Regions from separate parts of the Mus musculus genome. Here region 1 is linked to region 2. A link is a loop called in an ENCODE intact Hi-C map of the cell type or tissue named here. Cell type or tissue: heart. All regions are shown on one strand.

What was found. Peaks named below come from ENCODE experiments on the same cell type or tissue, not always from the same donor. Only the 100,000 strongest peaks of a DNase experiment are listed, where the experiment ranks them.
Region 1: it touches region 2 in a loop (9-fold over the local background); 31 of 42 quality-filtered maps call a loop at or near these places.

The regions. Positions count from the first base shown.
Region 1 is chr15:72,049,289-72,054,288 of GRCm38, reverse strand. It overlaps a transcript of Col22a1 not described here. Among named protein-coding and RNA genes, the nearest start is that of Col22a1, 18 kb to the right of the region's middle. In heart, a CTCF peak has its summit at 2,612 (motif pointing right); no DNase peak of the experiment used is centred here.
Region 2 is chr15:71,915,572-71,920,571 of GRCm38, reverse strand. Col22a1 (collagen, type XXII, alpha 1) reads left to right here. Exons shown (of 64, transcript NM_027174.1): 24 at 4,735-4,788. Among named protein-coding and RNA genes, the nearest start is that of Col22a1, 120 kb to the left of the region's middle. In heart, no CTCF peak of the experiment used is centred here; a DNase peak (open chromatin) is centred at 2,711; H3K27me3 peaks cover 763 bases.

The sequences.
Region 1 (5,000 bases), 130 kb before region 2:
CAAGCATGGCTTTCCGTTTATCTGGAATCATCATCTGCACTCTGGCCTTCCTACCTACAGTTCATCTGGGTCCTCTGAATTATCAGTCATTTCTACTGACGAATTCCCGTAAGAGTCTGCATCTTATGGTTCTGCTTCTTGTTCTCTTCCGAATGGTGAGTGCTGTGACAAGAAACACCGCATCCCTTCATTTGTGTGCCTCTACTACCTTTACTGTTCCAGACACACAGCACACAGTAGGTTCTCAGCACATGCTGGGCCCTCATTGTTACAGGGTTAGCTCAAGGTAAATCCATCAGGGATCTTGCCTAGGCATTATTCTTGCTGCTAAATCATTCTCCCAAATTGCTTTAACAAATTGGTCATCTCAGAATTTGATGTTAGATTTAATGTCCTTTTTTTATTAAGTAGAAAAGAAAGAAAACCATTAAGATAATGACTAAGGACATCTTGATGAGGTGACATTGAAAGAGCATTATCAGGAGGCCAGTCCCTACTTCAGAGACTCCTCATATGACATTATTGAATTTGTAGTTGTATGGCTTTCTGGAATGAAACGGAACCTTGAAGCTGTTTGATTGAATCTCTTCATTTTAAGGAGGAGGGAGGAGCTCCGGGGTTTGGGAAGAACTCTGGACCACTTTCATCAAAAGCGAGAACTATCTCAGTCCTCTGGATAAGCCAGGCCTGAAAATAGAATCCTATTTATAGTCTATCAGATAAAGGATGACAATAATTACTGCAGAAAGTATTCCTCTCAAATTCCTGTCCCCTCCCCAAATATGGCCAGTTCTCAGAGCCCCTCTGTGTCATGCCCACCAGTCTCTCAACCATTTGTCTCACTTTCAGGAGCAGAACGTCCTCCCAGATGTTAGTCCTTCTGTGTTTACGTTGCTTGCACAGTCCCATATTTACCCTGCTGTTAATTTGTAGTTTTTCAACTGCTTCCCCAACAAACAAGGGTGCCTTGAGAACTATTAGGCCAAGGCTATGCCACTGAGTCACCCAATGACTGGGACCATGTCCCTTTCAATCTCTGTGTTTAGGACCAGAGTGTTGCAGCTTGTAATTAGGATTCAAGTACCACCTGCCCTATGTGAGCTAATGATCTCCAACTCTTCATTGCATTATCTCTCATCTCCACGGGACTGTACCAAGAAAGGACCGTCTCCCCCAAACCCAGACAAAACCAAGGGAGAGTGGTTAGATTACCTGAAAGTTGAACAAGTTAAAGAAAGCAGAAGGGCAGATTTAACTCCAATCTTTTGATTCTATGTCAGCTTCACTCTCAAAGATTCTTTAAGTTGGGGAGAGCTGGATGGGGGATGGGGATGCTAATGCAATCTATTGCACCTGAATAGCAGCTGTTGTGTGGCAGCATCACAGGCAGAAACTGTTAGCTGAATCCAGGCAGCCCTTGATAAGCACAAATGTTGCACTGTACATTCAACAGCCACAGAATGAAAGAAGTTACATCCATACCAAACATGTGTAGAGCTTTTTCTTGTCATCTTCTAAATAATACTGTACACAACCCATTTTCAAGCCCTTACATTATGTGAGGCATCGTTTAAGTCGTCTAGAGAAGGCTGACAATATAGAGGATGCAAAACGCTATACAATCCTATGTAAGGAACTCGAGAAGTGGCAGGTTTTGATTTAGAGTCCTGGAGCTAATCCTTCACAGAGCCTATGGGACATATATACAATATATTTACACGTATATATTATACTCGTAAATATGCATGTCTGCTATAAATGTAAATACACACACTGATCCATACACATGTTTATGTATAATACACATGAACACAAGACTATTCTTTTCAATAACTATTCACTTGTATATCTTAAATGTCTGTCATTTATATTACATATTCAAATATATAATGTATAAGACAATATAATATATAATTTGCCTTATAAAATCTGGATGTCTATTTTATAGTATGCACACATCTTTATTACAAAATGTCACTCCATCCAGATGTCTGAGAGTCCTGTGTCTTCCTGTTGGGTGGCAGTGGCATACATCCTGTGTACATGAGGAGCATAGTGGACACTGAGGGCTCATGCAGAGCTACTGGGTACATCAGAAGGCCATGCCACAGTAGCACTGTGAGTCACTACACTGGGAGGATTGACCTTAGCATCCTTTTCACCTACAGCAGGCATCATGGAGACAAGATTGTGCACATACCATAGGGGAGATATAAGACTACTGACAAACAGAAAATAGAAGCTCAGGTGGGAGGTGACCCCAATCTAAGCAACAGAAAGGGTATGCCTGGCATGGGATTCAGGACTTTGGGCTCTTCTTGGCCTTCAATGCATCCTCTACCTGGTCCTTGTGTCACTTCCTGGGAACCACTGCAGAATGTGATAAATGGAACAAGATTGCCTTGTAGGCCCCGATTCCTTCTTCTACCTTTCTGCATCTCAGGTCTCTGTTCTCTCAGCTCCAGAGATGAAGAATCCAGAGACATTCTCTCTTCTCATGCCTGCATAGCTCATACAAGAGACTCCAGAGGCAGATGCACTGAAGAAGGTTCAAATATGGTAGAAGGGCAGGCAAGTGGCCCTGGTACCTGGCAGGCCAAGATCAGAAAACAAGTGAAGATTTTCCTTCTGTCCAGCAGAGGGAGCCCAAGGACTCCCTGATGGCATGTGAAGGTCAGGGTGATCAAAACATTCTCAGCCTCATTGGGCCTGTGTGTGTTTGTGTGTGTGTGTGTGTGTGTGTGTGTGTGTGCGCGCTAGAAACTTTGAAGAAGCGAATGTTCAAGTCCCACAGGCCATCAGACTGAAGTATCATCTGCTTAGGGAAGGCCGGTCTGTTGCTTCATTCAGACTTCGACTGGATGAGTCAGCTTGTTTGAGAGAGAGAGAACAGTGTGTGTTTCTCAACATCAATGGGCTTAAATGATGATGCCCTTTGAAAGCTCCTCAGAGAAGTTTCCAGAATAATATTTGACCACACATCTCTGAGCCCAGCAGAATGGACTATAGAATTAATTATCCAAAGTCAGAAGTGCAACCAAACCTTTCCTCTCTGGTATACCCCATGCAAATGTCCCTTAGATGTCTGTATTAAAGTAGCCTATTGCTGAGACCCTGAGGGGTCCATGAAGGGAAGAAATTCATTGGCTGGTTTAGCTGTTGTGTAAGCTTCATAAACCCCTGGTGGGCATAGCCTGAAAGTGGCCATACACGGATCATTAAGCTGGTATCATGTCGAGTGAGCTGTGGTTGGGTGGTGGTTACAGCTGGCGGTTATGCCTGGGAATGGCTCCCTCTGGTCTGTAAAGGGGCAGGCAGATGCAGGCATACAGAGTAATTAGGGCCGTAATAAGCAAGGCAGGGTGGTGGAAATGTGCAGAAAGCAAATGCTGGCAACTCCTAGGGGCAGCCATTCACCAACTGCCTCGTATTTGGAAATGTGTCCATTGTGAGAAGCACTTTGCTGTATGTGTGAACAAGATTGAGAGAGTCCACTGACTGTGGCTCATGCAGACCCGGGACACATCCTGAGCCTGAATACTACTCCCAGAGACCCAGACCTCCAAAGGGCAACTGGAGGGGGTGAGACAAAAGGGGCTTCTAGAAAAGGCCCTGGGTGAGAGGACACCGGATCTTAAAGTGTTTAACCTCCCTTCCTCTGCTATTTGGAACTGTCCCTTCCCCTCTTTCCCCCAGCCGCCCCCCACCCCCACCCCCCGGGGAAATCACTGCTTTGCAGACACCACAGGCATGATCACACAGTAGAAGAAATCTGAGATCACAACCCTGGAAGAGGTCACAGCTCTAGTCAGGAACCATTACTCCTACTGGCACCAGGGGGCGCTCTCCCACCAGGAATCATCCCGACAGAGCCATACATATGCAGCCCTGGTCTGGACGGGACTCTAGAAAAGATCTTTCACCCCTCTCTGTACTGGTCTGGCCCTTTGTGGCAATCCATGGAATGTGACCCCTCTTAGGGCTTGGGCTGGTCTGAGATTGACATCTATCTATAGGAAACCAGAGAAGGCTACCTTAGTCACTGCTGTGAAGAGACACCATGACCAATGACCAAGGTAACTCTTATAAAAAAGAAAGAATTCAATTAGGGGCTTCCTTATAAAAGTTAGTACATTATTGTCATGGCAGAAAGCACACAGACAAATGTAGAACTGGAGAAATAGTTGAGAGTTCTACATCCTAATCTTCAGGCAGCAGGAAGAGAAAGGTGCTGGGCCTGGCATGGGCTTTTAAAATCTCAAAGCACACCCACTTCCCTAGTGACATACTTCCTCCAACAAAATGATACTTACTCCAACAGGGCCACACTTCCTAATCCATATAACCCTTTCAAAGAGCTTCACACCTTGGTGATTACACATTTAAGTATATGAGTTTACAGGGGGTCATTCTTATTTAAACCATCACAGTAGCCTAGTGGGCCCTCAGATAAGAGCAATATACCTCCAGTTGTTAGATCCTCCAAGTCTCTGTACTGGGGTACCTGGCTTTCTCTTGACTGTTCCATCACTCAACATGGGCCCTCTCCTCCTAGTATCATGGTGGTAGAGCACTTTGCTTCAAATGGAAACATTCTGTCATGGAATGAAGTTCATTAAGCCTAGAAAGTTCTGAAGGGAGGCTCATTAAAACCCAGACATCAAACAACCCACAAGCCTCAGGATGTTCCTGAAACCAGATTTGCAAAGTCCCTTCCTCCCCAGGGTTGTAAAGCAGGAAGAACAACTGAAGAGGAGAGATCTGTTGAGCTACCTGAAAGCCATGCAGAGAACTCTGGGGTTCCAGCTTTCCTGATTCACTATCCATGTTTGGGTGAGCTTTCAGGGATGTAGTTCCTGCTAGCAAAGTCAACTTCGTGAACCAACGAGTTCATTGCATTTACTTGCAGGAGTATGGGTGAGGAGTTGCTTACAGGAACTACATCCCTGAAAGCTCACCCAAACATGGATAGTGAATCAGGAAAGCTGGAACCCCAGAGT
Region 2 (5,000 bases):
AGCGTACCACGGTTGCAATTACTGTGGTAGAGATGATTATTTGCAATTTCTTTATTAATAGTAATTAGATTAATTGGCTACTTACATATCATCATTGTAACTACTAATTGCATCCGATCGCTGTTTAGTCACTATATAGGGATTAAATGTTACTTCATTAATAATTAGTAGGCTGATTATTTAACTAATATGGAGAGTAATTACTTTGTTTTCATTAATGGTAATACAAGCAGGCAGGCATTTTGTCAACATTTATATCTATTGGCTAATGTGTTACTTGTTAATAGTCTGATTAATTTAGCTAGATGCTTTCATTAATGATTAAAAGAAAAAAATAGGAGTATGCATATTCTCTCTCTTTCTCTCTGTACACACACACACACAGAGAGAGAGAAAGAGAGAGAGAGAGAGAGAGAGAGAGAATGATGTATAGCCTCTATGCCATATTTGGTGTGATAAAGGTTATGAAGGTGAAATCCTTTTAGGTAGCCTGAGGCCATGTAGAATATTATCCAGGACACCCAGAGCCACAGACCTTTTGTCTTTTTGCTCTGCAGTGGTGTGGAATCGTGCATGTCAGGCAGGTGCCACACCACTGAACCATATCCTCAGCCCCAAGCCTTAAGTTCTCACATGAACCCCAGCCGGCTCGTCGCTTGGTGCAGAGAAGATGAGCTACTTGACAGCAGCATCTTGAGAAGCTGCAGACACTGAAGCATCCTGCATCTCCGTCTCCATCTTCTTTTAGTTCCGTTCCTTCCTTGAGACACTAAAATCTTTATATGTAACGAAGGAATGGTGGAGCATCCTAGTTTTCAAAGGGGTTTCTGTTGTCAGGGACAGTAGCGGGGATGGGGGGCTTCCTTGTCCCCCGAAAACCCACATTTCACTTAGGTATCCATGGAAAAATGAAAGACAAGAGGCTCCATAGAAAGTCTAACCAGAGGCAGGACAGGTGTTCATGAGGAGCTGCTGCCCTTTGTAAGCATTAGTACCAGCAAAGGCCAGCAGAGCAGGTCCCTAGGGCAGGCTAAACGCTGCTTTGCATTAACCCCACAACCCCAAACTGGACTTGCAAGATGCTCTGTGCGACTTGGAATGGATGCCCGAGGCTATGTGACACCTCCTGGTAGCAGTCTCCAGACTCTGTAACAGCTGTTTCCATCTGCGGTTGACTCTTCCTCGACGTGGCTGTTGCAGTGGGTAGCTTTAATTCCTGAGGACATCCCTAGTGCTTGGCTACTTACTGCCTCAAACTTTTGTTAACTCCCTACTGTGTGCACAGCAGAACTGGGTGCTAAATGTTTGGAGTCGGAGATATCAAGGACAGTCTAGATTCTCCTCCAGTGGCAGAATGTGTCTCCAAGAAGGCCATGTGACTGGCATCTTTAGCAGGATGGCCAGACTGGTGTTATGGGTTGGGAGGTACATTGAACCATAGTGTGGTCCATTTTAGCCTGGACCTTCCTCATTTTCAGCTTGGGGTGGAAAAGGCTGCCTCGTTTGATCAGTGTGGGCTCTAACGAGGTAGAGCTGGAAAAGTGGAATGACCCTCCCTGGCAGGTCTTCCAGGTTTCTACCTTCTTTTTTGTGTCTCCTAGGCACACGGTGCCTCCTCTCTGTTATATTTTACATAGTAACAGGGCTAGAGCTAGAGAGAAGGTGGCTGCAGATGGGTTTGGTGGCATTGAATGATCCTGTACTAGAGACATCTGTACCACTGAGCATCCATCACACCAGTCCCTGACCTTAGGCACCTGATCTGAACCTGCTAGCCAGGAGTCTAAACAGGCAGCTCTGGTCTCTGTGTGTATAACCTCCAATTCAGGTGACTCTGATGCAGGTGGACCCTTCAGGATGCATATGCCACTTTTCCACCTGGAGAAGATAGCTGCGTGACCTCTAGCAAGGTCCTTAAACTCTATTGTTTAAGACTGTTTTCTTCACTCTTAGACACTAAAGGTTTCATTTTCACTAGCTGTTCACAGAAGATCATCAACTCTAGACTGCTGTGTGCCAGGGCACCACCACCACCACCACCACCAGCAGGACAAGGAAGTTTATAGAAAGACGGGGAGGGTAAATGAGATCAGAGTAGCAGTGGGCTGGCTGGCAGGCCCGATTTCTGAAAGAAGTGTTTTAGAAAGCACTAAACATTCTAGAGCTATCCGTATGGCCAGGCATGTAAGGAGGGAAGAAAGGGAAATGTCCCCATGGCCACATGAGTACTATCTGTGTATCTGTGTAGAAAAATCCCTGTTAAGCTCCATTGGTGGGTGCTGTGGGGCTGGGTCCTCGAGTGACAGTGAGTGGCCTGGTATGTGCTTTCATGGGGAAGTCGTTCTGGTGATTTCTGCAGATCCCTCAGTATGAAGAGGTGAACAGAGTTTATCACAGGCAGCAGATGGGTACAGTGCTGAGGACGCTGGACAAGGTGGGCAGCCACCCTTGATGGAACCTTTCTCCAGCCCAGCCCTTGTCCAATAAGGAAGATAGGTTGACCTTTACCCAGGGCCTTTCCCAGCTCACTGTAGCCTCTCCAGTTACCCAGACTTAGGGGAAAACATCTCAAACAGGATAGATGCTGCTCCAAAGACACATCAGGTCTAAACGAGCTACGGGGAAACTGAACTCCAGCTGCCACTCAAAGCATTTTGTAAATGCTCTCACTTTGTGTATGAAAGTTTGACTCACACATGCCACCCAGAGGCAGTAAACGGAATAGCTCATGATCGCGACCCTTGTGCCATTCTTTGTTTCTTATCGCCCTCCAGTGGTCATAATCTGTTATTGCTCTCTGAATGCAAATGGTCCCTTCAAGTCACCTTTTGGATGACTTAGGCATTTTTCTGAATATGGCTTCCTGTCTTGGCCCAAGTTAGTTTCTCTTCGAGATGCAGAGGAAACTAGACTGTTTGATTCTTGAGGATCTGAGGGTAAGATAAGAAGAAGACCTTGATCTTGACCTTGATCACAGAGAAGACCCAAGAACCTGGGTGCCATCTCAGAGGAGGGGGCAGGTGAAGAAGAGCAGGAGAATGGGAGAGACACATCCAGAGAAGGGCACATCCAGAGGGAGACATGGGCAAGTACGTGCTTTAGTGCCTTCTATTGCTCCTAGAGTTGTGTGGGGTGGGGAAAGTTGTAAATACTTCTGCAGGAATACGAAACGCCAGGCTGGAAAAGCAAGGACGTACCCACCACCAAAACCCAGAACAGGCGCCCCTGCAGGATGTTCAGCTGCCATGCCCTTGGATGTTCTCAGATGAAAGGCCCTTGGCAGGACTGTCCCGAACCTGCAAATACTCAGAAGGAGCCCCACTCTCCCCCAGAGACCCATTATTGCATAGCGACCACCAGCCCATGGCCCACTATATGTCTCTGCCTTTGGTGGCCTCCACAGGGCATCTGGAAATCTAAGACACATGGCGGATGCATGTCCTAGTTATTCATAAGGTATATTCATAGCTCTCCACACTGGCACATCAAGGCCTGCTCTGTCCTCTTATGAAACAGTTGGCTATTGTACAATGCACAGTGCCTTCCATTCTTCTGGCCTTTATACAGCTGGTTTCTGCCTGCTGTTGTGTGCCTAGCCTGTTGGTCACTTCTGCCCTCTTCACTGTTCAGGTGACTCCTCTAAACCCTTTGCTTCAGGCTTCCAGGTCCACAGCTCACTCCCTACTCATTGCCCGGGTTCCTCTCTATTCCTTTCTTCCCTCCCCACTCCCATGATCATGGAAGCATGGGCTCTGGCTTCCTCTCATATTTACTTACCATTTTTCCCTGCCCTGTGTTAGCGTGGGAACTGAATAATTGGAATTTAACACATATGCATACACTCCTGTAGATGCTACACATAAAATGCACATCCCTATTCCTGGCCAAATTGATCCCAACGGAGTAGGGGAGAGATTTTGATGAACCTAGGAAATCAATGGACTTAGGTCGAGACCCACAGTCTGCTCTGTGATGCTGACACTGGCATCAGCTCTGGAGCGTGATGGGTGGAGACAAGGTGTGCCCTGGGAGAGTCTTGTGAATGGGTGACTACTGTATGCATCTGTGTGTGTGTGTGTGTGTGTGTGTGTGTGTGTGTGTGTGTGTGTACACGTATGTCTGGTCTCCTTAAATGTTCAAAGGATTTAACCATACAGCACGATAGGTCATAAAGCAGGCTCACTCTAGTTTGGTTTCCTGTTTCTGTGATAAAACGCCAACCCCAAAACAGCTTGTAGAGCGAGGAAAGGGTTCATTTGACCTTTGTGTGATAGTCCATCACTGAGTGCAGCCACTGAGGCAGACTCTGAAGGCAGGAGCTGACGCTGAGATCATAGAGCGGCTGACTGGGTTGCTTTTCTCTGGCTTGCTCAGCTATCTTTCGTATATAGCCCAGATCCACCTGGCCAAGGGTGGCGTTGCTCACAGTGGGCCTCCCACATCAGTCAACAGTCAAGGTAATGCCCCTGCATCTGATAGAAGCAATTCTTCAGCTGAGGCTCCCTCTTCCCTGATGACCCTGGTTTGTGCTAAACTGACAAAAACTAACCAGCACACCAGTAGGATATTTATTTGTAATTTTCAACTCTTCCTTTCCATTTGAAATTAGGTGAGGCAGAAGAAACTAGAGTCTTCCTACACTGCCACTCCATCTACTGTTTCTCAAACACTGGTTTGTAACAGACCAGGCAGTGTCTCTGTGTACTTTCGTAACCACCCACTCTCTCTATACAGGGCCCGCCTGGACCACCCGGTGTTCCAGGGCCCCCTGGACCTGGAGGACCCCCGGTAAGACTGGCTTGACTTTCTCTTGAAGGGGAACTTGGGTAGCATTTTCAAGGGAAGGGGTGGCTTTGTCCTGTATCCAGAACAAAGGCGCAGACAGGAAGACTGTGGATGTAGAAGCCTCCATGCTTCGTCACTCTTAAGCTCTTGGGTCTGGCACTTATAAGTGACATATAAATCATCGTAAACACTTGGTATCTTCTTCTGTCATGGTA